Linked DNA regions of Homo sapiens: region 1 is linked to region 2. A link is an interaction called in ENCODE POLR2A ChIA-PET data of the cell type or tissue named here. Cell type or tissue: CD4-positive, alpha-beta T cell. All regions are shown on one strand. Links, peaks and the distances in the headings refer to the core of each region. The heading gives the core; the rest is flanking DNA.

What was found. Peaks named below come from ENCODE experiments on the same cell type or tissue, not always from the same donor. Only the 100,000 strongest peaks of a DNase experiment are listed, where the experiment ranks them.
Region 1: POLR2A ChIA-PET joins it to region 2 with 12 read pairs; 12 of 35 experiments call an interaction of 5 or more read pairs at or near these places.

Annotation. Positions count from the first base shown.
Region 1 is chr1:15,690,128-15,704,933 of GRCh38, forward strand. All of the region lies in intron 1 of PLEKHM2 (pleckstrin homology and RUN domain containing M2), which reads left to right. Among named protein-coding and RNA genes, the nearest start is that of PLEKHM2, 13 kb to the left of the region's middle. RefSeq lists enhancers at 6,869-6,918, 6,929-6,978, 6,989-7,048, 7,119-7,188. In CD4-positive, alpha-beta T cell, for the core only: no CTCF peak of the experiment used is centred there; a DNase peak (open chromatin) is centred at 6,994; H3K4me3 peaks cover 1,121 bases; H3K27ac peaks cover 2,197 bases.
Region 2 is chr1:15,572,886-15,587,691 of GRCh38, forward strand. It overlaps AGMAT (agmatinase (putative)), which reads right to left and starts at 12,166. Exons shown (of 7, transcript NM_024758.5): 1 at 11,811-12,166; 2 at 10,308-10,510; 3 at 7,209-7,257; 4 at 5,974-6,169; 5 at 4,800-4,979; 6 at 1,872-1,956; 7 at 1-839. The coding sequence starts at 12,082. The coding sequence ends at 766. RefSeq lists an enhancer at 11,659-11,708 and a silencer at 11,819-12,148. In CD4-positive, alpha-beta T cell, for the core only: no CTCF peak of the experiment used is centred there; a DNase peak (open chromatin) is centred at 6,356; H3K4me3 peaks cover 749 bases; H3K27ac peaks cover 4,102 bases.

The DNA.
Region 1 (14,806 bases), core at 2,446-10,445, 120 kb after region 2:
ATGATCTTGGTTCACTGCAACCCCCTCCTCCTGGGTTCAAGCAATTCTCGTGCCTCAACCTCCAAGTAGCTGGGATTACGGGCACAGACCACCACGCCCTGCTAATTTTTGTATTTTTAGTAGAGACAGGGTTTCACCATGTTGGCCAGGCTGGTCTCAAACTCCTGGTTTCCAGTAATACACCCACCTTGGCCTCCCAAAGTACAGTCGTGAGCCACTGCCTCCGGCTTCAGTGAGAGTCTTATACTACACTGCTGTTTCTTCAAGCTCCAACTTTTTCTTAAAAGGCCACATGGCAAATATTTTCAGGCCGTATAGTCTTTGTTGAAACTGCTCAGTTCTGCTCAAAAGCAACCAAATGTGTATGAGTGTGGCTTTGTTCCAATAAAACTTTATTTACAAAAATAGGTATCAGGCTGGTTTTAGCCCACAGGCAGTAGTTCGCATACGACGCATGTGTTCATATGAAAAAGTCCTTGCCAAGGTAGGCCAGGGATTACTTCCAGAGAAGTTGGTGCACCAGTGCTATAGTTAACCAAATCTCTATTGTAGCTGTGTTTTTGCACATTAGGCTTGTGGAGTGAATGTGGACACTTGTAAATCCCATCATGTGTCCCTGTATTCAGTTATTCAAAACTATTTAGTGAGCACCTTCCCTAGAACCTCACCATCATAGGCCCTAGGAAGGTTCATATGAACAGGCAGATGAGTATCTGCCCTCATGGAGCTGACATTCTAGAAGAAAAAGAAGGTGATAAATTCGTAGACAAATACAGAGATGATTTCAGATCATGGTAAGCATTATGAAGGCATTAAAGCAATGTGATAAAGAATTGGCAGGGAGGTTTGCTTTGGAGACGATCAGGGAAGATTCCCTAAGGCAATGACATTGCATCCTGCAAGGGACACTGAGTAGGATAAGAGAATGAAAAATGATTCTTTTTGTGTGTGTGTTTGTTTGAGACAGGGTTTCACTCTGTGGCCCAGGCTGGAGTACAGTGGCACCATCATGGCTCACTGTAGCCTTCAACTCCTGGGATCAAGCGATTCTCCCGCCTCAGCCACCTGAGTAGCTGGAACTACAGACATATGCCACCACGTCCAGCTAATTTTTAATTTTTTAGTGTGGAGACAAGGTCTCACTATGTTGCCCAGGTTGGTCTCGAACTCCTGAGCTCAGGTGATCCTCCCACCTCGGCCTGCATAAGTGCTAAGATTACAGGCATGAGCCACTGCACTTGGCCGTAAAATTATTCTAAGAAAATAGTTGTTTTTAAAAACACACAAATAGCTCAGAAGTACATAAAATGAAAAGTAATTGCCCCTGTTCTCCTACCCTTTAAAAGGGATAAATGAATTGTAATAGGGTAACCATCTCTCAGTTCCTGGGTCCTGACAACCTTCTCTCGCCTCAGTCTCCCACCCACTTCGGTTTGGGCAGACAGTGCCTCACCGGCGTCGGCTCTGAGTGAAGTTCTATTTCTGGCCAGGCACACTGCCTTGAGCAGGAGTCTCCCAGTCCCTAGTCGGGATCGGGATTTACTGGCGCTGGTGAATGAGCCACAGCTGTTGTTCAGCCCAGCCTGTCTGTGCAGTTGAAAAGGCTGCCTTGCATGGTGAACTTTTTCTCATTTTTCTACTCCTGAGATAGGTTAGATCTGCAAGTACAAAAAAATTAGCTGGGGGCGGGGAGGCGAGGCAGTGGGCATAGTGGCTCACAACTATAATCCCAGCACTTTGCGGGGCTGAGGTGGGAGGATCACTTGAGTCCAGGAATTCAAGACCAGCCTGTGCAACATAATGAGACCCTGTGTCTTCAAAAATAAAAATAAAAAATTAGGTGGACATGGTGGCACATGCCTATAGTCCCAGCTACTCAGGAGGCTGAGGCAGGAGGGTCACTTGAGCCCAGAAGTTCGAGGCTGCAGTGAGCCAGGATCATGCCATTACACTCCAGCCTGGGTGACAGAGTGAGACCCTGTCTCGGCGGGGGAAAAAAAAAATTAGCTGGGGTAGCTCATTCCTGGAGAGGGACTGGTAGGTAGGTAGATGTAAAAATTGTATTGACTATTTGGTTTAGATCAATAGTTTTGTTCTCTGTGGCTTTACAGAAAAACTCATAAGAGTTTTAAATGTTCTCAAAATCCCTAAGGACCTGAGTCACCAGGACAAAGATTTACATAAAATAGTATCTACACACACGTTACAAACTGAAGTGTTAAGGGTCAGTGTGCCTTCTGCCTGCTCCTCTTCCTCCTTTTCCTAAATTCTCAGTAGCTATTTCCCTTCTTTCCTCTCTCCCAGAGTAAAGGCTGTCTGGTGAGGGCGGGGAGGGACCTGAAGGTCCCTAACCCGGAAACCATGTCGTGCACAGAGGGATCCTGACCCCATGAGTAACTCCACCCAGGCTCAGGAGGAGATACTAGTGGAGAAGTGATAACTGCTTTTTCTGAGCCCTGCCCATTCACTTTTTTCGTTTTTTGGTTTTTTTGTAGAGACTGAGTCTCCCTGTGTTGCTAAGGCTGGTCTTGAACTCCTGGCCTCAAGCCTTCCTCTCACTCCAGCCTCCCAAAGTGTGGGGTTACAGGTGCAAGCCACTGTGTCCATGCCCCATTCACTTTTTCTTTTTTTAATGGAGTTTTGCTCTTGTTACTCAGGCTGGAGCACGGTGGCACGATCTCGGCTCACTGCAACCTCCTTCTCCCTGGTTCAAGTGATTCTCCTGCCTCAGCCTCCCAAGTAGCTGGGATTATAGGCATGCACCACCATGCCCAGATAATTTTGTATTTTTAGTAGAGATGGGGTTTCACCATGTTGGTCAGGCTGGTCTTGAACTCCTGACCTCAAGTGATCCACCTGCCTTGGCCTCCCAAAGTGCTGGGATTATAGGCGCGAGCCACCGTGCCTAGCCACACTTTTTTTTTTTTTTTTGAGACAAAGTCTCTCTCCGTTGCCCAGGCTGTAGGGCAGTGGCGCAATCTCGGCTCACTGCAACCTCCACCTCCTGGGTTCAAGAGATTCTCCTGCCTCAGCCTCCTGAGTAGCTAGGATTACAGGTGCCCACCACCACACCTGGCTAATTTGTGTATTTTTAGTAGGGATGGGGTTTCACCATGTTGGTCAGGCTGGTCTTGAACTCCTGGTCTCAAGTGATCCGCCCGCCTTGGCCTCCCAAAGTGCTGGGATTACAGGCATGAGCCATCTCACCCGGACCCATGCCCGTTCACTTTTAAGATATGGTTCTCCTTTTACGAAATGCTTCTCTGACGTCAGGTTTCTGTTGGAAACCTTGTGACACTGTGTGGTCCTTTCCATCCCATCACAGAACAACCTGGGCTCGCTCTCTCCATGGTTTGGCCATGGCTTAGGCCTATCCAGATTGAAAGGCCCTGTGTGATGATTTGAGGCCAGGCAGAAACTCACTGGGGTTTAACAGAAACAGGTCACCATCTGGCAGCAACAGGCTGTTCAGACGGGGCTGACTGTCTGTGGTCATTCTGCCATTATGGCTAACACTCCGGAGCTTCAGATGGAGCAGTGGTCTCCCTCAGAACTCATCCAGCTGGAGCCCAGTGTGAAAAGAAATTCCCAGCAAAACTAAAATTCTGCTGCCAGCTGACACAAATGTTAGGTCTGGAAACATTGAGTAAGAGGCAGAGTGGTCCACACAAGCCTTAATGTGGAAAGGCAAGAGCTGGTGTTCAGTTCGTGACAGTTGTGGGGAGAAGAAGGTTGGCATTTGCAGGGATTGTGGGGCTCCTGGCTGGGTCATTCCTACCTCAGGAGTCTCCAGTGCCCATCTCAGGCATCAGGATTCACCACCACGGCAGGAGTGTGTTGCTGCTGGAGCTGGCAGTGCCCTTCTGTCCAACGGAAGCAGTAGAGCTTTTCTCATGACAGAAAGCTCTCTGGGTTGCCACCTCTGCTGATAAAACAGGTTTCTTGGCCAGGTGTGGTGGCTCATGTCTGTAATCCCAGCACTTTGGGAGACCCAGGCGGGCAGATCACGAGATCAGGAGTTCGAGACCAGCTTGACCAACATGGTGAAACCCCGTCTCTACTAAAAATACAAAAATTAACTGGGCATGGTGGCACATGCATGTAATCCCATCTCAGGAGGCTGAGGCAGGAGAATCGCTTGAACCCAGGAGGTGGAGGTCGCAGTGAGCCAAGATCGCGCCACTGTACTCTAGCCTGAGCGACAGAGCGAGACTCCATCTCAAAAAAAAAACACAAAAAACAAACAAACAAACAAAAAAACAGGTTTCTAAGCCTGGGATCTGGGAACTGCCATGCAATAGAGAATGAGCAACTCTGGGCCCCGAGCTCTCCTCCTTGAGGGTCTAAACCAGGCAGCAGGGCCGGTTGGTTTGGGTGAAGTCTCCTTTCCAGCCCTATCCTCCTTGGTGTTGCTCATTCCAGGTGCAAACATCCTAGAACTTCCATTTGAGGCAGGTGAATAAGGATGATTTCTGGGAGAGTCCTTTCCGCGGGAGATTAAAGTTTAGGCCATTGATCTATCCGTTATTGAAACCATCCAGGGTCCTGAGAGCTTCTCCTAACCTCTTGCCAGTGAAGCAGGTGGCCCTCTACACAGATATTCTCCTCCATGCTGTGTATTTTGTTTTGTTTTTTTTTTTTGTTTTTTGAGACAGAGTCTCACTCTGTTGCCCAGGCTGGAGGGCAGTGGTGTGATTTCTGCTCACTGCAACCTTCACCTCCTGGGTTCAAGTGATTCTCCTGCCTCAGCCTCCCAAGTAGCTGGGATTACAGGCAGGCACCACCATGTTGGGCTAGTTTTTGTATTTTTAGTAGAGACGGGGTTTCATCATATTGGCCAGGCTGGTCTTGAACTTCTGACATCAAGTGATCCACCTGCCTTGGCCTCCCAAAGTCCTGGGCTTATAGGCATGAGCCACCGCACCTGGCCTCATGCTGTGTACTTGTAATTTATCTTTTCCTCCTTTGCCATAAGTGTCTACAAACATTGCACAAATACATAAGGAAGAAGGTATTAGTTTCTTATAATTCCCTTCCTCCCCAGATAACTGTATTTAACAGTTGGAACTAACAGATTCTGAGAAACCCAATATTATGCGAGTACAAGGAAGGAACTGATGCGTGCTTGAAATACACAAAAATCTCCAAACTTAATTTTTGAGGGTAATCAACCTTCATTGTTCACACTTTTGCTCCAAGTTGTTTTTGGTGTTCACAGACTGCTGAGGCATGAGAGTCCTGAACATGTTGAGAGGAAGGGGAGTAATAAAACCACATGAATCCTTAACATTTAGTTTATTCGGCACCTGTTACATGCCAGGCCCTACAGTTGGCATGTTTACATGTGTTTCCTGGGTCAGTGGCCCATGATGTCGGGGCACTTTGGGTTTTTTGGGGTTTTTTTGGACAGAGTTTCGCTCTTTCACCAGGCTGGAGGACAGTGGCGCCATCTTAGCTCAGTGCAACCTCTGCCTCCCAGGTTCAAATGATTCTCCTGCCTCAGCCTCCCAAGTAGCTGGGATTACAGATGCCCATCACCACGCCTGGCTAATTTTTGTATTTTTAGTAGTGATGGGGTTTCACCATGTTGGCCAGGCTGGTCTCCAACTCAGGTGATCTGCCCGCCTCAGCCTCCCAAAGTGCTGGGATTACAGGTGTGAGTCACCGCACCTGGCCTTGGGGTTTGTTTTTTGAGACAGGGTCTTGCTCTGTCACCCAGGGTGGAGTGCAGTGGTGTGATCTCAGCTCACTGCAGCCTCGACCTCCCAGGATCAAGTAATCCTCCTACCTCAGCCCTCCTGAATAGCTGGTACTACAGGTGTGCACCACCACGTCCAACTAATTTTTTCTATATTTTTTTTTTTTTTTGTAGAGATGGAGTTTTGCCATGTCGCCTAGGCTGCTCTGAAACTTCTGGGCTCAAGCCATTCTCCACCTTGGCTTCCCAAAGTGCTGGGATTACAGGCATGAGCCACCACACCCACCCGATGCCTGTTTAACACATGAGGGAATGGAGTTTAGAGAAGTAAACTGCCAGAGGTTATTAAGCTCACAAGGAGCAGGGCTGGGATTCAAACCATTTTCTGGCTCTTGCTCTTTCCCATTTCTCTGACCCTTTTCCTTCTCCATGGTGTTGGTCTTGAAGTAACAGATAACACGTCCCCATGGGTCAAGTCTGGGGGCCAGTCCTCCATAAAACCACCTAACAAATATTTGTTTTTATTGTTTTGTTTTGTTTTGAGACGGAGTTTTGCTCTTCTTGCCCAGGCTTGGAATACAGTGGCACAATCTTGGCTCACTGCAACCTCCGTCTCCTGGGTTCAAGCAATTCTCCTGTCTCAGCCTCCCGAGTAGCTGGGATTATAGGCGCCCGCCACCACGCCCGGCTAATTTTTGTATTTTTAGTAGAGACGGGGTTTCATCATATTGGTCAGGCTGGTCTCGAACTCCTGACCTCAGGTGATCCGCCCGCCTCGGCCTCCCAAAGTGTTGGGATTACAGGCATGAGCCACCGCGCCTGGGCACAAATATTTGTTGAGTGAGTATTATGTGCTGAGCACTCTTCTCGTCATAGGAATCAACAGTGAGCAAATCCTACCAAGCTCCTTCCCCCGTGGGGCAGACATTCTGGAAGAGGAGACAGACATCAAACAAATTGCAGTGGGATAGGTGTACACCCCAAGTCCTCCCTAATGTCCTTTACTATCCATTATGGATTTGTAATCCAGGAAGGTCCATCATGCTTTCTAGCCTTGTATTTACGTTTTCAGCCTGTAGAATATCTGACTGTATTGCACGGGCCTTGGAATGGCAGCAAGGGTCCCCCCAGGATCCCCCAGCCTAACATTGTGATTTAGACAGTGACAGAGTGAGCATTTCCCTTGGCCATACTTGGGTTGTCTGGGTGGGGGAGGCACTCATGAGGTGGTGGTGTAGGCACAGGAGAGGAAAAGGGAAGTGAAAGATGAACACGCCAGCTGAAGCTTCTGTGCTTTGAAAGCCTGGTTAAAATGAGGCTTTGAAAAACTCCCTTCTCCTCCGCCAGTGCCACACACAACACTGAGCGTGCAGAGCTCAGAAAACCGAGCTCAGGGTCTCTGCCAGCTCCTGCTTCCGTCCCAGCAGTAGAAGAATGGAGTAGAATCGTGTGCACTCTGTTTTTCAGGCCATTGGCTGGCTTCTAGGTCTCTGGTGTTCGCTGAGGGGCCCCTTGGCAGAACCTCTTAGCAGTTTTCTCCCCACCTTAAGAGGAGTCCTCGGTCCCTCCGTAAGAAGTCAATCCCTGTGCTGAGTTCTCAGCCAGAGTAATCATAGTACCTTGAGGCTTGCACACTCCCCTTCCGGGAAGAGGAAGCATTTAGCTGCTTTTGGAAACCATGTTCTGTCAATTATGCTAGAGATCTGTGCCCAAGTAGGCTAGTCACTTTCAGCTGTCATTTTTCCTACACCACAAAGAAAGCACAGAAAAATGAAATCCACAGAAAAATGAAATGCACAGATAATTCAAGTACCTGCTTTTTTCCAGCTTTCCCCCTGCATGTCTTTCTTTTTCTTGAGACAGGGTCTCACTCTGTCACCCAGACTGGGATGCAGTGGTGCAATCACAGCTACTGCAGCCTCTGCCTACCAAGTAGCTGGGACTACAGGTGTATGCCACCATGCCCAGCTAATTTTTTTTTTTTGTACATTTAGTAGAGACAGGGTCTCGCCATGTTGCCCAGGCTGGTCACCCCCTGCATATCTTTCAATAGAGCTGCCAGTAAAGCAGAGAGTCTACCAACTCTCCAGCAGAAGGACTAATGAGCAGTAATTTCGGAGGTGGGCAAAGAAACCTGTGCAATTAGCTGCTGTATTTAGTGGCAAATGAATGGTTAAGAAGCATTGATTTCACCAAACTTGCTTAAAGATCGATGCAGTCCCATGGTGGATAAACCCTTTATGACAGCTCTACACGTTGGGGGACTTTACCAGACCCAGGTTGCCACCCAGTCTGGGCACACGCCCTTCCTGGCTAGGGGCATTGACTGCCCTTCTAAGACATCGCTGAAGGACAGCATTTTTCTTTTTAATATTATTTTTATTTTTTATTTTTTATTTTTAGAGACAGGGTCTTGCTCTGTCACCCAGGCTGCAGTACACAACCATAACTCCCTGCAACCTCAAGCTCCTGGGCTAAAGCAATCCTCCCGCCTCATCATCCCAAGTAGTTGGGACTATAGGTGTGTGCCACCAGGCCTGGCTAATTTTTTAGTATTTTGTAGGGACAGGGGTCTTGCTATGTTGCCCTGGCTGGTCTTGAACTCCTGGGCTCAAGCGAACTTCCTGCCTTGGGCTCCCAAAATGCTGGGATTATAGGTGTGAGCCACCACTCCCAGCCAACAGCATTTTTGTTTTTCTTTCTTTTTCTTTCTTTCTTTCTTTCTTTTTTTTTTTTTTTTTTGACATAGTCTTGCTCTGATGCCCAGGCTGGAGTGCAATAGTGCAATCTTGGCTCACTGTAACCTCTGCCTCCTGGGTTCAAGTGATTCTCCTGTCTCAGCCTCCCAAGTAGCTGGGATTACAGGTGCGCACCACCACACCTGGCTAATTTTTTGTATATTTAGCAGAGACAGGGTTTCACCATGTTGGCCAGGCTGGTCTTGAACTCCTGACCTCAGGTGATCCACCCACCTCAGCCTCTCAGAGTGCTGGGATTATAGGTGTGAGCCGCTGTGCCTGGCCAACATTTTTCATATAGAGCAACTAGCCTCATTGTTTTTGAATTGCAAGATCTCTGATTGGTTCTTATGCGGGGGTGATTTCTGGGCTTTCTTGCTCTATAATTCACTATAATTTGATTGCCATTGAGAATGAAATATTTTCTAGGCTATGGTGCAGTGGAACCTCAGGTGAAGGATTTTAAAATTAGGGGAGTAGGCTTGACGCAGTGGCTCATGCCTGTAATCCCAGGATTTTAGGAGGCCAAGGCAGGAGGATCACTTGAGCCCAGGAGTTTGAGACCAGCCTGGGCAATATAGTGAGACCCCATCTCTATTATTTTATTATTGTTATTATTATTTTATACTTTAATTTCTAGGGTACATGTGCACAATGTGCAGGTTTGTTACATAGGTGTGCAGGTTTGTTACATAGGTGTACATGTGCCATGTTGGTTTGCTGCACCCATTAACTCGTCATTTACATTAGGTATTTCTCCTAATGCTATGCCTCCCCCTGCCCCCCACCTCACGATGGGCCCCAGTGTGTGATGTTCCCCGCCCCGTGTCCAAGTGTTCTCATTGTTCAGTTCCCACCTATGAAGGAGAACATGCAGTGTTTGGTTTTCTGTCCTTGTGATAGTTTGCTCAGAATGATGGTTTCCAGCTGCATCCATATCCCTGCAAAGGACATGAACTCATCCTTTTTGATGGCTGCATAGTATTCCATGGTGTATATGTGCCACATTTTCTTAATCCAGTCTATCATTGATGGACATTTGGGTTGGTTCCAAGTATTTGCTATTGTGAATAGTGCCACAATAAACATATGTGTGCATGTGTCTTTACCACATCTCTATTATTAAAATAAATAAATAGGAGAGTGGGCCGGGTATGATGATAAGGTGGGAGGATCGCTTGAGCCCAGGAGTTCAAGACTGGCCTGGGCAATATAGTGAGACTCCATCTCTATTATTATATTACATAAATATATTAATCTAGGAGAGTAGGCTGGGCATGGTGGTGTGCGCCTATAGTCCCAGCTACATGGAAGGCTGAGGTGGAAGGATTGCTTGAGCCCAGGAGTTCGAGACTGTAGTGCACTATGATTGTGCCTGTGATGAGCCACTGCACTCCAGCTTGGGCAACATAGTGAGCCCCCATCTCAAAAAAAAAAAACAACAAAAATAAAATTAGCAGTGTACATCGGAAGCATTGCAGTTCCCTGGGGCTGGTGAAGCGGCAGGCACCCAGCAGCTGAAGCCTCTGTTGACATCTCATGTTGTCTAGGAGGGAAGCAACTGGGACATTCCTGATGTGGTCCCCTAAATCCTGCAGAGCCCCATCGCTGAAGCCCTGGGGATAGCCCATGGCCCCTGCTGCTCTGCCCTGCTCAGTTTTTTGTTTTGTTTTGTTTTTTTAATTTTATTTTTAGAGACAGGGTCTCGCTCTGTCACCCAGGCTCGGATGAGCACTTCTGGGGTGGTGGCAGCTGATGTCCTGACTGCTTTATCTCCAGGTGGGATGAAGCAGAAGGAGCTCCAGAAGTAGCTACCCCTGTGTGTGAGCACACCTGGCCAAGACTCTGCAGTACAGTAGTAGGACGCTGGCCAGAGCTAGGGTGTGCAGGAAGTGCCCCTGTCTCCCTGGGCTCCGGTCTCCCTGCCTATAAAATGAGGGTTGTGGCTAAGTGATTATTTTTCTGATTTTCATTACATTCAGTAGTCAGTTTCATTCACTGATAACTTCTCCCTCTCCCTCTCCTTAACTCCAACTCCCTTCACACACCCTTCTGCACAGGGCAGGACATTCTTACTGAATGGGAGGCCCCAGGAAACTCTGCTTCCTAACCAAATGGTTTCTAAGGGCTCTTCTGCTCTTCGATAATGAAATTCCTCAGCCCTGGCCAGCACCCAGCCTTGTCTTAGATCGCAGAGGAGAGTCTCTGCAGAAGTGCTGCTGGCAGTAGTGATTTATTCCTTGGATCACATGAAAATGGGGTGTTATTAGCTGGGCGCGGTGGCTCACGCCTGTAACCCCAGCACTTTGGGAGGCCGAGGCAGGTAGGTCATGAGGTCAGGAGTTCAAGACCATCCTGGCCAAGATGGTGAAAACCTGTCTCTACTAAAAATACAAAACAATTAGCCATGTTGGTGGTGGACGCCTGTAATCCCAGCTACTCAGGAGGCTGAGGCAGGAGAATCGCTCGAACCCAGGAGGCGGAGGTTGCAGTGAGCCGAGATCATGCCATTGCAATCCAGCCTGGGCAACAAGAGTGAAACTCTGTCTCAAAAAAAAAAAAAAAAGGGGGTGGGGGTATGTTATTAGCTGGGTGCGGTGGCTCACTCCTGTAATCCCAGCACTTGGTGAGGCCGAGGTAGGTGGATCACCTGAGGTCAGGAGTTTGAGACCAGCCTGACCAATATGGTGAAACCCCATCTCTACTAAAAATACAAAAAATTAGCTGGGCATGGTGGCAGGTGCCTGTAATCCCAACTACTCGAGAGGCTGAGGCAGGAGAATCGGCTGAACCTGGGAGGCGGAGGTTGCAGTGAGCCAAGATCGTGCCATTGCATTCCAGCCTGGGCAACAAGAGCACAACTCCATCTCAAAAAAAGAAAAAAGAAAAAAAAAAGGTATTATTAGTCTTAGGAAGCTTGGCTAAGACTTAAAATACCCCAGCTGGCCGGGCACGGTGGCTCACGCCTGTAATCCCAGCACTTTGGGAGGCCAAGACAGGTGGATCACGAGGTCAGGAGATCGTGACCATCCTGGCTAACACGGTGAAACCCAGTCTCTACTAAAAATACAAAAAAAATTAGCTGGACGTGGTGGCGGGCGCCTGTAGTCCCAGCTGCTTGGGAGGCTGAGGCAGGAGAATGGTGTGAACCCGGGAGGCGGAGCTTGCAGTGAGCCGAGATTGCGCCACTGCACTCCAGCCTGGGGAACACAGCGAGAATCCCTCTCAAAAAAGAAAAGAAAAAAGACCCCAGCCTGCCTGCCTCACTTGTTTGTTTATTTTCTGCTCCCTGTGTCTTTCTGAGGGGATGGATGTCGAGCACTGGCCCTTCCCTTACATTCACAAGAGGCTGCGCCTGAAGCTGCAGCAAACTGCTGATGCAAGCTCGGGGGGGTAGTCGTTATGGTGGCCTCCCTGAAGGGACATTCAGTAGTTGCAACCACATGGCCCTTCTCCAGCTGTCACTGATACGGACGGGTCGCCCAAAGGTAAATGACAGCAGGTAGCTTGAGCTCCACCTTTCCCCTGGGGATCTGCCTTGTAAGGGAGGAATGTCTGTGAGACCAGAGGGGCAGTTTGCCCAACCAGTGACCATGCTGTGAGTAGAATTCCCAGACGCAAGGTGGGCAGTGGCATGTCACTTTCCATGGGACGCGTCCTCACCCACCTTGTACCTACAGCATCGCCATGTGAGGGGCAGCCTCCAGGACTCAGTGGACCAAGAGGGCCCCTGCAGTGCAGTCTGGCTCGGAGGTTGAGATGAGCTTATTTAGCTGTGGCCATCGTGGATGTAATCCTTAAAGAGGTGATTGGAGGTGAGGTGGGTGGTAATCCACCCATTCTTCAGGTGGGTTTTTTTTTTCTTTTTTTGAGATGTAGCCTTGCTCTGTTGCCCAGACTGGAGTGCAGTGGCACAATCTCAGCTCACTGTAACCTCCGCCTCCCAGGTTCAAGCAATTCTTTTGCCTCAGCCTCCCAAGTAGCTGGGATTACAGGCATGTGCACCACCACGCCCAGCTAATTTTTGTATTTTTAGTAGAGATGGGGTTTCATCATATTGGTTAGGCTGGTCTCGAACTCCTGACCTCAAGTGATCTCTCCACCTTGACCTCCCAAAGTGCTGGGATTACAGGCATAAGCCACCGTGCCCAGCCTTTTTTTTTTTTTTTTTTTTCGAGGCAGGGTCTCACTCTGTTGCCCAGGCTGGAGTACAGAGGTGTGATCATGGCACATTGCAGCCTCCAGCTCCTGGGCTCAAGCAATCCTCCTGCCTTAGCCTTCCGAGTAACTGGGACTATAGGTATGCACCACCACGCCCAGCTAACTTTAAAAAAAAAAAAAGTTGCTAGAAACAGGGTCTTGCTATATTGCCCAGCTGGTCTCAAACTTCTGGCTTCAAGCAATACTCCCGCTGACTCAGCCTCCCAAAGTGCTGGAATTACAGGCGTGAGCCACAGCGCCCAGCCCTCAGGTGGGGTCTATTCTGTTTTTGGATTTCCACCTCCTAGACCTGTCCTGCTGAGGCTCTTCCAAACACTCTTGTGTAAATAACGTTTGGTCTCCATGGAGCCCACAGGGAGGCTGCTGTTACCTGGCGGCCTTCTCCCTGGGCATCACAGGAGAGTCGAACCTGCCAGGCCAGGCCGGGCCGGGCAAGGTTTCTTAGGTATCCTTAGGTCTGTGTCTGCGGTGGCTGAGCAGGGATGGGGCAGGCACAGCGGTGGAGCCCCACAGTGGCCAGGCAGTTAAACAGGCACGCTTACAGCCATCTGTCCAGCCTCTCCTGTTGTTGGAGCAGGCGTTTTTATCCTGCTCTGTAAATAGGGAAGTGTGACCCCTGCTCCCCTAGTATAACTTGCGAGTTGACAGCAGAGTTAGAATCCAGATCGCCCCTCTTTTGGGCTGGGCAGGGTTGCAGCCTCTTTTTGACCTTGTCTGACGAGGGAGAAAGGAAGGACGTCACTTGGAACTGTCTTATGTTCATTTGGCTGTTTATCGTCTTTCACAGCCACCTTTGAGTTAATTATTAGAGACCAATCTGGAAGGATTTCTTCGTATCAACCATAGTACTAGAAATTGTTTTGTGGGTGTATGAAGATCAGAGAGAGACGGGACAGAGAAGGCCGGGCTGTGGCAGCTCAGAGCAGAGAGTGGGACTCACCCTGATTAAAATTCTCTGAGTCAGGCATTTCTTGGCTTGTTGGAGTGTACCACCCACACTTCCCCGAAGCAGTCTTGTGACGCCCAGCCTTCCCAGAGCGCCTGGGAGCCCTGTGCTCCTGGCTTTGGGAGAGTCTGGGATGAGCTGAGCTAGCTTTTCCCGGCCCTGGTGCCTGAGCACAACCGAAAAATCAGCAGCAGGGACAGGAGAGCAGCTGAGCAGGTCTAGAGCGTGGTCTGGGAACATGCCTTTGAGACAGAGGCCTCAGAGTCCGTGGACCTTAGGGAACCACCATGTTTAAAAATTTACCTTAAATCTGAATCTCTCTCTTCATTCTCAGCTGACCTTGCTTACTTTTGAATTTTCTTCTGATGACAACTTTTTCATCCTCCCACCATGGAGCATACTGGCCCACCTGCTTGTGGACTCTCCTTTGTGGCCAGAGGGGTCCCATCCTGTCTTTCCTGGGCAAGGACTTTATTTCTTTACTCTACCCTGTTTTTCCTGCCACTCTTTTGGCAAAACCGGTCAAAGGGATTTTCTGTATTTACTGTCTCTTCCTCCACTCCCTCCGTCCCTCCCTCCCTCCCTTCCTCCCTTCCTTTCTTCCTCTTCCTCTCTGTTCTTCCACTTCCCTCACCCCCTCTTCTGACCCAAAATAGGCAGAATGGCATACCGAAGCCCCATGTTCAGCTCGTATCATCACCGGACAGTCTATACCACCAGCCCTCTATTATTTTGAAACAGATTTCCAGACATCCATAAATATTTCAGTACGTATTGTTAAAAAATGAGGATTCTTTTCTCACATGACCCAATATTACAAAAAATTCACAATAACTTTTCCTCAATATCATCAAATATTTGCTGTTTCAAGTTCCAGCTGCCTCATCACTGTCATGTTTAAATGCCTCATTTGCTGATGCGGGATCCACACAAGCTCCTGCCCTCCGTGATGAGTGCCCATCAGGCTGCTGCCCCCGCCCCTGCGCCCATGTGCTTTCCTCATGGTCCCAGCACCTCCCTTTTAGGCCCCTGCTGCCATGACCCTGGCGACTGACCACACCTGCCCTTGGGAAACTTTCCTCACTGGGCTTCTGGAGCACATACTGCCCACGTTTTCTGCCCACCTCGCTGGCTGTGCCTTCGTGGTCTAAGACAGTGATCCTCAGCCCGGGCCAGGCATCAGGATTACCTGGAGTGTTACAG
Region 2 (14,806 bases), core at 2,280-10,279:
CTCAGCTCACTGCAGCGTCCGAGGAGGAGCTGTAGTTTAAAGGAAGATACTCAATACTCTAGGAAGCAGATCATCAAAATTTTAAAAAGCGGCTGGGTGCGGTGGCTCATGCCTGTAATCCCAGCACTTTAAGGAGGCTGAGGCGGGCGGATCACCTTAGGTCAGGAGTTCAAGACCAGCCTGGCCAATGTGGTGAAACCCTGTCTCTACTAAAAATACAAAAATTAGCCAGGCGTGGTGGCAGGCACCTGTAATCCCAGGTACTCAGGAGGCTGAGGCAGGAGAATCGATTGAACTCGGGAGGCGGAGGTTGCAATGAACCGAGATCATGCCATTGCACTCCAGCCTGGGTGACAAGCAAAACTCTATCTCAAAAAAAAAAATGTTTAAAAGGAAGATATAGAAATATGGAATGCTTATACAGTATTATTTCATAGTTTTTTTAAATGTCATGTTTCTAATGTTTAGATAATCTTGAAAGAAATTCTCCTCACTTCCCCTTTATCCTCCATCTTTCATCAAAGGAAAAAAAATCAAAGCAGTACAAGTACTCCTTTTTTTTTCCCCCAATTAATCCAAGTTCCTTAGAAATGTTGCTGTTTGGGTGAGAATTCTACTGATTATCCCGACTTCACAGCCAGCAATGACACTTTCAGCAGAAAGTTTTCTTGGCATAAACTCTTTAGTTCTCAGACTGCTTACTCATAAGTTCTTCTTGAGAACTTGTCAGCGACGCAATCTGTTTTGTCTTGAAGAGCACAAGACTCAGACGGTTGTCACTTTGGGGAGAGCACATAGCATCTCAAACAGCAGGTTAGCCGCCAGCAGGGCTGTGTTCCCTAAGAAAAAGTAAAACCTCACATGAATACCCTGCAGACGACCCGCTGAGCCAAGCCTTGGGACTCCTCAGCTTTCTCTTCCCCTTGTGCCTCCTTTTCCAGAGCCCTGTCTTGTGCACCCCTCTAGGGTGCCCGCCAGCTGTGAACACGCTTGCCCAGGCTCTCTGCCTCCATCAAGCATCATTTGGGAATCATATTTTAAAATTCAGAAAGTTCTTTGTTTACTCTGAGAACAGATTTTTCCCAAAGGAGAACCTATAATAATGATGTGTACTGTATTATCTATCCTCTGAGGTCGATAGGCCTAATTCCATAAGTTTGTCTACATTAAAATTATTGGGATGGCGTCTGCTTTGAAGATCTTAACCAGCTAAGTTCCTATTTGATAAATATTAACATATATTATTTATGCTTTAGAATTCACTTTGCAATGAAACATCAAAGGAGACGGGGATTGGGCCACCCTGTCACTAGACTACAGGCTGGTTTCTTTCTCTTCTGCTGATTGGTGGGCAAGCTAATGATACTTAACTACCTCCTGGGGGTTTTGTTAGGGTTAATGAGCTCATGTTTGTAAGGTGTGCAGTAATAGGTGTGTTTTCTTCACCATTGGACATGCTCAGCTGCTTCCCCAAGTCATATAAGGGACTCATCTTTTTTTTTTTTTTTTTGAGATGGAGTCTCGCTCTGTCACCCAGGCTGGAGTGCAGTGGCGCAATCTCAGCTCACTGCAACCTCCGCCTCCTAGGTTCTAAGCGATTCTCCTGCCTTAGCCTCCTGAGTACCTGGGATTACAGGTGTGTGCCACCACACCTGGCTAATTTTTATATCTTTAGAGAGATGGGGTTTCGCCATGTTGGCCAAATTGGTCTTGAACTCCTGACCTCAGGTGAGCTGCCCACCTTGGCCTCCCAAAGTGCTGGGATTACAGGCTTGGGCCACCATGCCTGGCCCCATTTTCTACTTATTAACTAGCTTCGTGTAATTTAAGCTACCGGCTGCCCATGGATCTCAGTCTCTTTGCTTACTCACCAGAAAGATCATACGGTGGTGAAACTTCGACAAGATCACAGCCCATCACGTTCAGGCCTTGACAACCCCTGATGATCTCCAGAGCCTATTCAAGATCAAGACTGAGTTGTCCACAGTGGTAATCATTTACAGTGAAAAGCACCCAGTAGAGCTTTTCCCAGCCCACGCCACCCTTTGACTTGGAATTGGCTTTCCCTCCATAAACATTTGTTGACTGCCAGGCACACTGGCAGGCCTCCCAGAGAAACAGATAATGCGTACACAGTCCCTGCTCCTCAGGGCTGCATGGTGTGGTGATGGAGACAAGGAAACCAATCGTTTCAATGTCATGCACCAAGGGCTTCAAGGAAAGCAAGCCCAGAATGGTATCAGCATAGGTAATAGCCTGGAGAGGTGGGTAAGGCTTCCCCAAGGTGGAAATACCCAGTTCAAGGGATAGGCCAGGCAGAGGGAAAAACACAGGCAAAGGCACCAAGATGGGAAAAGTTCAGGTAGTAAGATGTGGCCAGAAGACAGAGTAAGTGAGGGAGACTGATGGGAAGAGAGTGACCTTGTCTGAAAGGGTTCCCATCCTGCAGGTGAAAAGCCCAGAAGGTTGCTAAGCAGAGGGATGAGGAATGTGTTTCAGAAATCCCTCATGAGAAGAGAGGATGGTTACAGCCATTTCAAGAGAGAGAGTTATGGCCACCCTCCTTTAAGATCTTAGAGGATGTAAGGTACTTGATTAGGTTTAAGCAGTCTTCATTCATTTACTCTCAAATGTCTTTGAGTGCCTACTATTTGTATTAGGCACTGTCCTAGGCTCCAAGGACAAGGTAGGGAACAATACATAGGTCCTGCCCTTGGGGAGATTCTAGTCATAACCATTCTGCCCCCGTGCATTTACTCCCAGCACACATTATTGGAGCTTTATTTGGGTGTTTCTAAAACTCTTGAGCTTACCTTGGCAGGTAATTGTGCCATCACATGCACTTTTATTTATTTATTTATTTATTTATTTATTTATTTATTTATTTTTGAGACAGGGTCTCTGTCACCCGGGCTATAGTGCAGTGGTATGATCACGGCTCACTGAAGGCTTGACCTGCCAGGCTCAGTTGATCCTCCTGCCCCAGCCTCCCTAGTAGCTGGGACTACAGGTGCACACTAGCACACCAGACTAATTTTTATTTTTATTTTTAGTAAAGATGGGATCTCACTATGTTGCCCAGGCTGGGCTGAAACTCCTGGGCTCAAACGATCCATCCACCCTGGCCTCCCAAAGTGCTGAGGATAGTGCCTGAGCCACCGCGCCTGGCCCGTTGTATGCACTTTTATTTAAATTTAACCCTAAAAAGATAAGTTTAGTGTTTTTGTTTGTTTTGAGATGGAGTTTCACTCTTGTTGCCCAGACTGGAGTGCAATATCATGATCTCGGCTCACCACAACCTCAGCCTCCCAGGTTCAAGTGATTCCCCTGCCTCAGCCTCCCGAGTAGCTGGGATTACAGGCATGCGCCACCATGCCCGGCTAATTTTGTATTTTTAGTAGAAATGGGGTTTCTCCATGTTAGGCTGGTCTCAAACTCCCTACCTCAGGTGAACCACCCGCCTGATGCCTTGGCCTCCCAAAGTGCTGGGATTACAGGTGTGAGCCACTGCGCCCGGCCAAGTTTAGTGTTTTTGTTTGGTTGGTTGGTTGGTTTTTTTTTTGAGGTGGAGTCTTGCTCTGTTGCCCAGGCTGGAGTACAGTGGCACGATCTCAGCTCACTGCAACCTCCGCCTCCAGGGTTCAAGCAATTCTCCTGCCTCAGCCTCCCAAGTAGCTGGGATTACAGACGCCTGCCACCGTGCCGGGCTGATTTTTGTACTTTTAGTAGAGACAGGGTTTCACCATCTTGGCTAGGCTGGTCTCGAACTCCTGACCTTGTGATCCACCCGCCTCGGCCTCCCAGAGTGCTGGGATTCCAGGCGTGAGCCACGACACCTGGCCAAGTTTAGTGTTCTTTTTTTTTTTTTTTTTTTTTTTTTTTGAGATGGAGTTTCACTCTTTCGCCCAGGCCAGACTGCAGTGGTTCTATCTCGGCTCACTGCAAGCTCTGCCTCCCGGGTTCATGCCATTCTCCTGCCTCAGCCTCCTGAGTAGCTGAGATTACAGGCACCCGCCACCGCGCCCGGCTAATTTTTTTGTATTTTTAGTAGAGACGGAGTTTCACCGTGTTAGCCAAGATGGTCTCGATCTCCTGACCTCGTGATCCACCCACCTCAGCCTCCCAAAGTGCTGGGATTATAGACGTGAGCCACCGTGCCCGGCCAAGTTTAGTGTTCTTAAGAGAGGATACTATAATGTTGTTCCTATGAACTGTTGTTTTCATGACAGATGAACTGAAGGCAGGAAGAGCAAATAAAGGACAAAATAAGGGACTATTATATCCCAGATAGGAAATGAAGGCCCTTGCCAAAATCAATCACCCTTCAGTAAGAGGGTATTCAAACTTATCCTCAGCCCAGAGAACAGAAAAGGCCTAGGTGCTCTGCTCTTAAAATCCTACCTTGGCAGCCAGGCGCGGTGGCTGACACCCGTAATCCCAGCACTTTGGGAAGCCGAGGTGAGTGGATCACGAGATCAGGAGTTCAAGACCAGCCTGACCAACATGGTGAAACCCCATCTCTACTAAAAATACAAAAATTAGCCGGGCGTAGTGGCATGTGCCTGTAATCTCAGCTACTCAGGAGGCTGAGGCAGGAGAATCGCTTGAACCTGGGAGGCGGAGGTTGCAGTGAGCCGAGATCGCACCACTGCACTCCAGCCTGGGCGACAGAGTGAGACTCCGTCTCAAACAAACAAACAAAAATCCTATCCTGATTCCTAAAGATTCGCTTCAAGTCCCAGGAAAATGGGTGTTAAGTGTCTCCACCCCCAGGATCTTCACTGGTGGAATCTCCTTACCTGACTAGGAGTGAGACCAGCAATTTCAGGTGTCCCTGTCCCTGGCGCATAGGCAGGATCCAGAGCGTCAATATCAAAGCTGATATAAATGGGTTTGCCTCCCATCTGCTGCCTGACTTCCCCCATCAGAGGAACCAGCGACTTCATCCAGCAGTCTTCAGCCAGGACTACCCGGAAGCCCTGCAGAGACAGGGACTGAGGTTTCTGTCTGGCAGCATTTACAGGGCATTTCCTGTTTGCCAGCCCCATGCTCAGCTCTGTGTGCACATGACACTTGACCCTCCATCTCCATGAAGAGGGAACTATCCTATTTTACAGGTGAGGAAGGGAGGGACAATGAGTGGTAAGGAAGCAGGGTCAAAGCTGACTGATGGAGTTGGAATCAGAGAGAAGCTTTGCTAAAGCAAGAGTGGGAAACAGCAGCTCACGCTAGCACCTTTTGAATTGCTCTGTCCAGAAGACTGGCCTTGGCACGCTCTAAAAGCAAGGGATTTGGGTCTGTTCCATTGGGGTCTTGTCATACACGTCTATCTGAGAGCCATTCTGCCTAGAGGGTACGAGGACCAGAACTAAGAAGGTGGCAACTCATCTTGGGTCCGGACTTCCTCCCCTCTTTTTTTTTTCTTTTGAGATGGAGTCTCACTTTGTCACCTAGGCTAGAGTGCAGTGGCGCGATCTCAGCTCACTGCAACCTCCACCTCCCACGTTCAAGCAATTCTCCTGCCTCAGTCTCCCGAGTAGCTGGGATTACAGGTGCGCACCGCCACACCTGGCTAATTTTTGTATTTTTAGGAGAGACGGGGTTTCACCATGTTGGCCAGGCTGGTCTCGAACTCCTGACCTCAGGTGATCCACCCACCTTAGCCTCCCAAAGTGCTGGGATTACAGGTGTGAGCCACTGTGCCCGGCCTCCTCCCCTCTTCTAAGCCAGCACCGTCCGAGGGGTTGGTCGATTTCTGCTTGTCTCCCCCGCCCAGCGATAGACTTCCCATGGCCCATAAACCAACTTCCTCACTCCTATGCTCCTTATGCCCCTGATGATGCAAACTCAGCCTTGTATCCCTGCTTCAGACTTGATTAGTAAAGCCCCCGCTCAATCCCTGGCTGCCACTGGTGAGGCAACGGAGAGGAAGACATTTTGAGGGGCAAGGGTGGGGGGCATTCGGTCTGTCACCTGGCTCCGGTTGTATCTGTAGGGATCCAAGGTCGTGGAAGAGCCCCGGATGCCAATCTGCACCACACGCTTACAGTCCAGGAGACCCTCATCCACACACCGGCGGAAGGGCGCCCCGTGGTAGAGCTTCTCTCCTAGGGCCTTGTCGGTCGTGTCCGTGTGCGCATCCACGTGCAGCAGCCCCACTGGGCCATGCCTGATGACAACAGGGCAGCTCAGAGGCCAACCCTCCCTGTGGGGCCCTAGCACAGCCACCCTTCGGGCCACCAAAACTTGGTGACAATTCACAGCCAAAAAGGGGAGACCTGGCATCCGTTTTCTGCCTTGCAACTGGTTCCTGTCTTCTTGAGATCACTTTGCATCTCAGAGGAACAATAAACTCACAGAAGTCAGGCAGGAAATAGACATGTTTTGGCTGCCACCCACACCTATCACCCAGAATTTGCTTCACTTAGAGACAGGATGAGAATCAAGGGTGGTGGCACAGGGGAGCTTGGCTGAAGGCTTAACTAAACCAAGACACACCCTTTCTCCAACCGAGGAAGAGGAAGCTTTAATCCAGCTCTCTCCATAACCTCCATCAACCCCTGCCAGCCACCCAAAATAAACATCTGATCCAAATCCGTGAGGAATAAATGCAGCTTTGAGCAAAGACCTGCACCCTCCCACCTCCAACCAGAATGCCACCCACATGTGCTTCCACAGACACATTCTGGAGCTGCCACCCTCCACCCGGGTCCTTCTGTCTCTTTCTCAAACTAAATTAGCCAAAGTCGGCCAATCCTGGGTAGACTTCCACTACTGGCAAATCAGTCTTTTGATTGAGAAAGGTGCCCTTTCAGGAGGAAACAAGGGCCTCTCAGCAAGGTCCACCATTGTGCCTGTCAGTGTTTGTTTTTGGCCATTGAAGCAAAACAGAAACTGAAGTTAACTGAGGTTGTGTATTTCACTAGAGGCTCATCTTCCAAAAACAGAAGCAAGTTGAAAATGCTGAGCACACATACCAGGAGAGATCTAGGGCAAGGGAGGGTGGCCAGAACTGTTAATAATAAATTGTCTTGGCTTCTAGCTGCTGACTGACAGAGACACCTGGAGCTCAACCTTAATTTTGATCCCCAGAAGCAGCTCATAACCTGAGCCAGCAGCAGTCACCTAATGCCACCAAACAGCAAATAACTCATTCCCTAGCTTCTGGCTTTTGAAATCTTGCTGGGCCCAAGCCATTTGAGACTTACTTTTTTGCCATCGCTTGCAATATGGGATATGTGATTGTGTGATCTCCACCTGCAAAGAGGAAGAAGAAAACATCTGGAAAGTGAATTGGAGGATTACATAGAATAATCTTTTTTTTTTTTTTTTTTTTTTGAGATGTAGTTTTGCTCTGTTGTCCAGGCTGGAGTTCAATGGCACAATCTCGGCTCACTGCAACCTCTGCCTCCCAGGTTCAAGCGATTCTCCTGCCTCAGCCTCCCGAGTAGCTGGGATTACAGGTGTGTACCACCATACCTGGCTAATTTTGTATTTTTAGTAGAGACGGAGTTTCACCATGTTGGTCAGACTGGTCTCAAACTCCTGACCTCAAGTGATCCACTCGCCTTGGCCTCCCAAAGTGCTAGGATTACAGGCATGAGCCACCATGCCCAGCTGAATAATCTTAACTCAATTTTCACCCTTTCAGCCTGGGGGGAGTTATAACCACAGCTACAGTAAGATCTTATAGAATGGCAGGATGCTGAATGAGCCTGGGAGGTCAAGGCTGCAGTAAGCTGTGATCGTGCCACTGCACTCCAACCTGGGCGACAGAGTAAGACACTATCTCAAAAAAATGAATAGCTTGCTGGGCACGGTGGCTCATGCCTGTAATCCCAGCAGTTTGGGAGGCCAAGGCGGGCAGGTCACCTGATGTTGGGAGTTCAAGACCAGCCTGACCAACATGGAGAAACCCCGTCTCTACTGAAAATACAAAATTAGCCGGGCATGGTAGCGCATGCCTGTAATCCCGGCTACTCTGGAGGCTGAGGCAGGAGAATCACTTGAACCCAGGAAGCGGAGGTTGCGGTGAGCCAAGATCGCGCCACTGCACTCCAGCCTAGGCAACAAGGGTGAAACTCCATCTCAAAAAATAAAATAAAATAAATAAATAAATAGCTTGAGCCTAGAAGTTTGAGACCAGCCTGGGCAACACAGCAAGACCACGTCTCTAAAAAATAAAAATAAAAATAGACCAGGCGCAGTGGCTCACACCTTGGGAGGCCAAGACAAGCAGATCGCCTGAGCCCAGGAATTCAAGGTCCACCTGGGTAATACATTAAGACCCCGTCTTTGCAAAAAATACAAAAATTAGCTGGGCATGGTGACAAACGCCTGTAGACCCAGCTACTCGGGAGGCTGGAGTGGAAGGATCACCTGAGCCCAGGGAGGGCAAGGTTGCAGCGAGCCATGTCGGCACCACTGCACTCCAGCCTGGGTGACAGAGTGAGACCGTGTCTCAAAAATAAATAAATAAAAGAGGAAATTAGACAAGTTAAGAGCTACTCTAGGAATTGCCTTTTCACAGTATTCTAGGAAAATGCCTAGAATAGCTCTGTTCAATAGAACCTTCTATGATGATGACAATGTTCTATCTGCACTGGCCCATATGGTAGCCACTATCCACATGTGACACACATGTGACATACATGTAGCTAATATGACTTAAGAAACTGAATATTTTATTTTAATTAATTTGAATTTAGGCCGGGCGTGGTGGCTCACGCCTGTAATCCCAGCATTTTGGGAAGCTGAGGCGGCGGATCACCTGAGGTCAGGAGTTCGAGACCAGCCTTGCCAACATGTTGAAACCCTATTTCTACTAAAAATGCAACAAATTAGCTGGGCGTGGTGGCACGCGCCTGTAATCCCAGCTATTCAGGAGGCTGAGGCAGGAGAATCACTTGGACCCAGGAGGCGGAGGTTGCCGTGAGCCAAGCGGGACAACAAGAGCAAAACTCTGTCTCAAAAAAAAAAAGAATTTAAGTAGCCACATGTGGCTAGTGGCTACCTTACTGGACAGCACAGACCTAGGAAAGTATTCTTTCTGATAATAATAACAGTTAACATTTATTGAAGCTTCAGATATGCCATGCATAGGTCGGGCGCAATGGCTCACGCCTGTAATCCCAACACTTTGGAAGGCCGAGGTGGGCAGATCACCTGAGGTCAGGAGTTCGAGACCAGCCTGACCAATATGATGAAACCCCGTCTCTACTAAAAATATAAAAATTAGCCGGGCATGCTGGCGGGCGCCTATAATCCCAGCTATTCAGGAGGCTGAGACAGAATTGCTTGAACCCGGGAGGCGGAGGTTGCAGTGAGCCGAGATCGTGCCATTGCACTCCAGCCTGGGCAACAAGAGTGAAATTCTGTCTCAAAAAAAAAGAAAAAAAAAAAAGATATGCCATGCTTGATGCTGGGCATTTCATGTGCACTTTCATTATATGCCCCTCACATCATGCAGTGAGTAGGTGTTACTGTGATCATTCCCATCTTACAGGTGAGGGTGTGAAGCATCAAGCACGGTATACAGCAACATTGCTAGGGAGAAGTGCAGCTGAGACTTCAAACCATGCCATCGGGAAACCACACTCCTCCCACTATGCCATGCAGGCTAGGCTCTCTAACTTGGCAAAAATGAATTTGGATATTTAGGAAAAGATCCCTGTCATTTTAAGTATTTGTGAACAAGAGAAAAAGTGAGAGTGGGTCAGGGGTGAGGATAAGGGGAAAGCTGCCCTATAGGTTGATGTAGACCCTGAGCAGGACAAAAACACCCTCTTTGCAGTTCTCCTCGCAAATAAAGTCATTAGAAACATCATCTTGGCCAGGCGCGGTGGCTCATGCCTGTAACCCCAGCACTTTGGGAGGCCAAGGTGGGCGGATCACTTGAGGTCAGGAGTTCAAGACCAGCCTGGCCAACATGGCAAAACCCCGACTCTACCAAAAATACAAAAATTAGCCAGGCATGGTGGTGGGCGCCTGTAATCCCAGCTACTTGGGAGGCTGAGGCAGGAGAATTGCTTGAACCCAGGAAGTGGAGGTTGCAATGTGCCGAGATTGCACCACTGCACTCCAGTCTGGGTAACAGAGTGAGACTGTCTCACACACACACATACACACACACGTGAAATATTCTCTCCCCAGGGATTAAAATAAATGAATTACAATGCTCTCTTTCCTACTGTCTGCACATTTGCAGTGGCTTGCAGGGGAGAAGTAGCTGTACTCAAGCCCCTGAGTACAGGATAAGTAAACCCTGAGTGCAGGGAACTACTCTGGCTCTTGCAGACTGACATTACCCAAGGTCAGAGGAATACAGCCAGCTGCTACAATTTTCTCATAGGCCTCTTGAATTCGCCGGCAGCTGTCCTGAAGGTTGTAAAGATTGACATTCACATCGCCTAGGTCTGCAACCATGAGGGACTGGAAGGGGAGGGCCCCCGTGCTAGGATTGACTGTCCCAAGCATCACTGATTCTTCCCGGATGCGGCGAGGTCCGAATCTGCAGAAGGAAGAATCATCCTGTCAGCCATCATCTGCAGAGATTTCAGGCTTTGCTTAGGCCAGGGCTTCTCAGCCTCAGCAATTTGGGGCCAGATGATTCCGTGTCGCGGCATTGCATAATGGAATGCTTAGCAGCATCCCGGCCTGTACTCACTAGGTGCCAGTAGCACCCTTCCTCCAAGGTGTAACAACCCAAAACGCCTCCAGATACTGCCAAATGTCCCCGGAGTGCAAAACCGCCCCACTTGAGAATCACCGATCTAGGCTATGTATCGAAGAGACTAAATAAGTGTACTAAATGGCATTAGTGAATTTCATGATCTACCTGAGTCTCAGTTTCCTAATTTGTAAAATATTTACCTTGCACTGTAGTAAAAATTAAATGAGGTAATCTATGCAAAGCACCTTGCACTTAGGAGACATTTAATAAGTGCTGGCTTTCATAATTCAGATCAGTACGGTCAGATATAGTGTTGCTGAGCTGAATCAGAAATTGCTGACGTTCAATAACTAGGAAGATGAATTTTGCTTCCTCCGACTTGATCCTAGGAAAATTGCCTTCATTTGAGCATTTCTTGAGTCAGGTGACATCTTCAGATTTGGGGAAGGGGCAGCCAGTTTCTGCTCTCAAATGCAATGTCACCTGCCACTGTAAGCTGGGGAGAGGAGAGGGGAGGAATCCACAGCAGCCATCCCAGCAAGGCCCCAGGATGGGGACACAGAGAAGGTTCAGGCTCCAGAATCCCTTCTTTTTTCTTTTTTTGAGACGGAGTCTCACTCTGTTGCCCAGGCTGGAGCGCAGTGGCGCAATCTCAGCTCACTGCAACCTCCGTCTCCCGGGTTCAAGCGATTCTCCTGCCTCAGCCTCCCGAGTAGCTGGGATTACAGGCCCGCGCCACCATGCCCGGCTTTTTTTTTCTTTTTTTTGTACCTTTGTAGAGACAGAGTTTCACCATGTTGGTCAGGATGGTCTCGAACTCCTGACCTCGTGATCCGCCCGCCTCAGCCTCCCAAAGTGCTGGGATTACAGGCATGAGCCACCGGGCCGGCCAAAATCCCTTCTTGACCAATGATGACACTAAGATGTGGGAGGCCACGCCCATGTTGAGCCCTGGGGTTTGCTTATTGAGGGTCCAGGTAAATCAACCATCTCAAACCATAAGGGGCATTTTGGAGCCGGCCACCAGCTTCCAACTCGACCCGGGGCCAGCAGGGGCGCCTGTCTCGGTGCTTTCCATGCCCGACAGCCAGCAAGCAGTCCCTCCACGTGTACCCGGCCCCCGTCCTTCCGGCCTTACCTCGCCCCAGGCCGGTTGGAGGTCCCAGTATCCAGGGGCACCCCGATGAAGGCAGCGTCCAGCCCCTCGGGGGAGGTCTGCACCGGCAGGCGCATCATGGAGCAGACGCCCACCGGCCGGGCCACGAACTCGGGGCTGGGGGGCTGGTTCCGGGGCGCGTCGGAAGCCTGGCGGCTCTGGCGGCGCCCCGGATGAAAGAGCCCTGCGGCAGGACGCGCGCCCACGCCGGGCCCCGGGCCCCGGGCGCACCCGGACGCCAGCAGCCTCAGCATTGCCGCGCGCGGCCAAGACCTCACCGACCAAACCGCCCGCGAGGCCGCCGCGATCTGGCTGGTCCCGAACGGCGAGGCGAGTGTGCACGCGCCAGAGCCGGAACCCGAGCCGGCTCAAAGGTCAGGGGCGCCCTAGGATCAAGGCGGGGGAGGGGCCCCAGGACCTGCCGTGCTCTCCCCTCAACCCCTCTGGACTTCAGCCTCTGGCAAATAGAGTCAGGCTGGGGGTGCCCACTGGCCGGCACTGTGCCAGGGGTGTCTGCGCCCTGCTCCCCACTGTGGCCTTCAGCAGCCTCTTCTCCCATTCAGAGTAATTGTTTGTTTTTATAGAGACGGTCTCACTGTGTTGCCCAGACTGGTCTCCAACTTCTGGACTCAAGTGATTCTCCCACCTTGGCCTCCCAAAGTGCTGGGATTACAGGTGTGAGCCACAGCAGCCACCCCAGAGTAATATTTTTAAAGCCAGAAAGATATGAAGGAAAATGATCTTTCTCTAAGCCAGAAAAATAGGAAATGCATTTTTTTAAATAATGTATTTTTAAATGTCCAGGGATAGGAATCTCAAGAAGCAGTAAAGTTAGTTAGCTACTTAGCTAGCTAGCTAGTTATTTTGAGACAGGGTCTTGCTGTGTTGCTCAGGCTGGAGTGCAGTGGCACAATCATAGCTCACTGCAGCCTCAAACTGCTGGGCTCAAGCAATCGTCTCACCTCAGCCTCCCGAGTAGTTGGGACTACAAGCGTGAGCCATCGCGCCTGGCCAGTAAAGTCTTTTTAAATAACCTTGTTAAAAAAGGACTAGAGGCCAGGGGCGGTGGCTCACGCCTGTAATCCCAGCACTTTGGGAGGCTGAGGCGGGCGGATCACGAGGTCAGGAGATCGAGACCATCCTGGCTAACACGGTGAAACCCCATCTCTACTAAAAGTACAAAAATTTAGCCGGGCATGGTGGCAGGTGCCTGTAGTCCCAGCTACTTGGGAGGCTGAGGCAGGAGAATGGCATGAACCCGGGAGGCGGAGCTTGCAGTGAGCTGAGATCAGGCCACTGCACTCCAGCCTGGGCAACAGAGCAAGACTCCGTCTCAAAAATAAATAAATAAATAAATAAATAAATAAATAAATAAATAAAGGACTTACAGGCAAGCTGTAAGGAAGGTCACAGTGCCAGAGAACCTGTTACATCCTCTTTATTTCTAAGGGGAAAGAAAAACACACGTGGAAAGAAAGAAGTGATTTGTAATGGAATTATGTGAGCCATTTAGCAGTATTATATATATTATTTTTTCTGATCTCTAAATGTTGAGATTGAATGGAAAAGGCTCACATTTGCATTTACGTTGCAACCTCTACACAAAGGTTGCACATTAGGCCAGGCGCGGTGGCTCACACCTGTAATCCCAGCACTTTGGGAGGCCGAGGTGGGCGGATCATGAGGTCAGGAGATGAGACCATCTTGGCTAACATGGTGAAACCCCATCTCTACTAAAAATACAAAAAATTAGCCAGGCGTGGTGGTGGGCACCTGTAGTACCAGCTACTCGGGAGCCTGAGGCGGGAGAATGACGTGAACCCGGGAGGGTGGAGTTTGCAGTGAGCCAAGATCGCGCCACTGCACTCCAGCCTGGGCAACACAGCAAGACTCTGTCAAAAAAAAAAAAAAAGGTTGCACATTAAACCCCACACCACTCCAGCCTCCACTCTGGAGTGGAGCCTCCACTCTGCAGGTCGGGACAGAGTTTCCTAATGGTCAATTATCAGTGCTTAGTGTTGGCCTTGGGGCAGGTCCCAGCCATTTTCTGGAACAAATGCAACAATCTCTCAGTTATTTTTTCCTTTTTTTCTCCCTTATGCCACTTAAAGGGTCTCAGTTATTCTCTTGACTCCCAAATTCAACTGCTATTTCTTTCATGTTGCTTGTCCTGAATGTATCATGTTCTTACTCCGGGTTTTTCTTTCATTCAGCTCACAAATATTGAGTGTCCGCTATGTGCCAGGCGTTCCAATGAGGTGTCCCCAACATCCACTACTGCTGAGCACCCTCTCTCCTTGAAACGTTCCTCAGGCGGCCTCTTGACTGGGACTCCCCTGGTCTCCTTCCACCTTCGTGGCTCCTTCTCGGCTGGCAATCCCTTTTAATACGGAGGTGATGACTTTCACCCATAGGCAGGTCAACCACAAGCCCAAATCCCAGCCCTGAGCTCCAGGCGACCAATTTCTAACCCTGACCTGGATGCTTGACAGCACCTGGGGTGGGCTGCAAGTTCAGCCAGCGACTTTCCACCTCCCTGTCTCTGATCCTGCTCTACGCCCCCAAATTTAAGAAGTCCTGATGGTTTCCTGCCCCCAAGCCTTCTGCTCATTTCCTCTGCTGTTACTCTGGTCCAGGCCTTCCCACCCCAGCTTTCCAGCTGATCTCACTCTCACTAGTATCACCATACATATGCCTGCCCGGTAATGCTTCCTGGAGCCAATTCTTCCTGTGTTTCCCCTTCTGCAGCTCCACGGGCTTGTTCCTCCAGCCCATGGTCAGCTGCCTCAGCCCCCACTTTCTTGCCTCCTTTCCTTTGTTCATGCTTTTCTGTCTGCCTGCAGTGCTCCACCCCAGCCCTCAGCTCCACATGTCCAATGTTCAGTAGAAGCCCACCCTCAAAAGACCCTGAACTTTTTTTTTTTTTAAGGGAGATAGAAGTCTCGCTCTGTCATGAAGGCTGTGGTGCTGTGGTACAG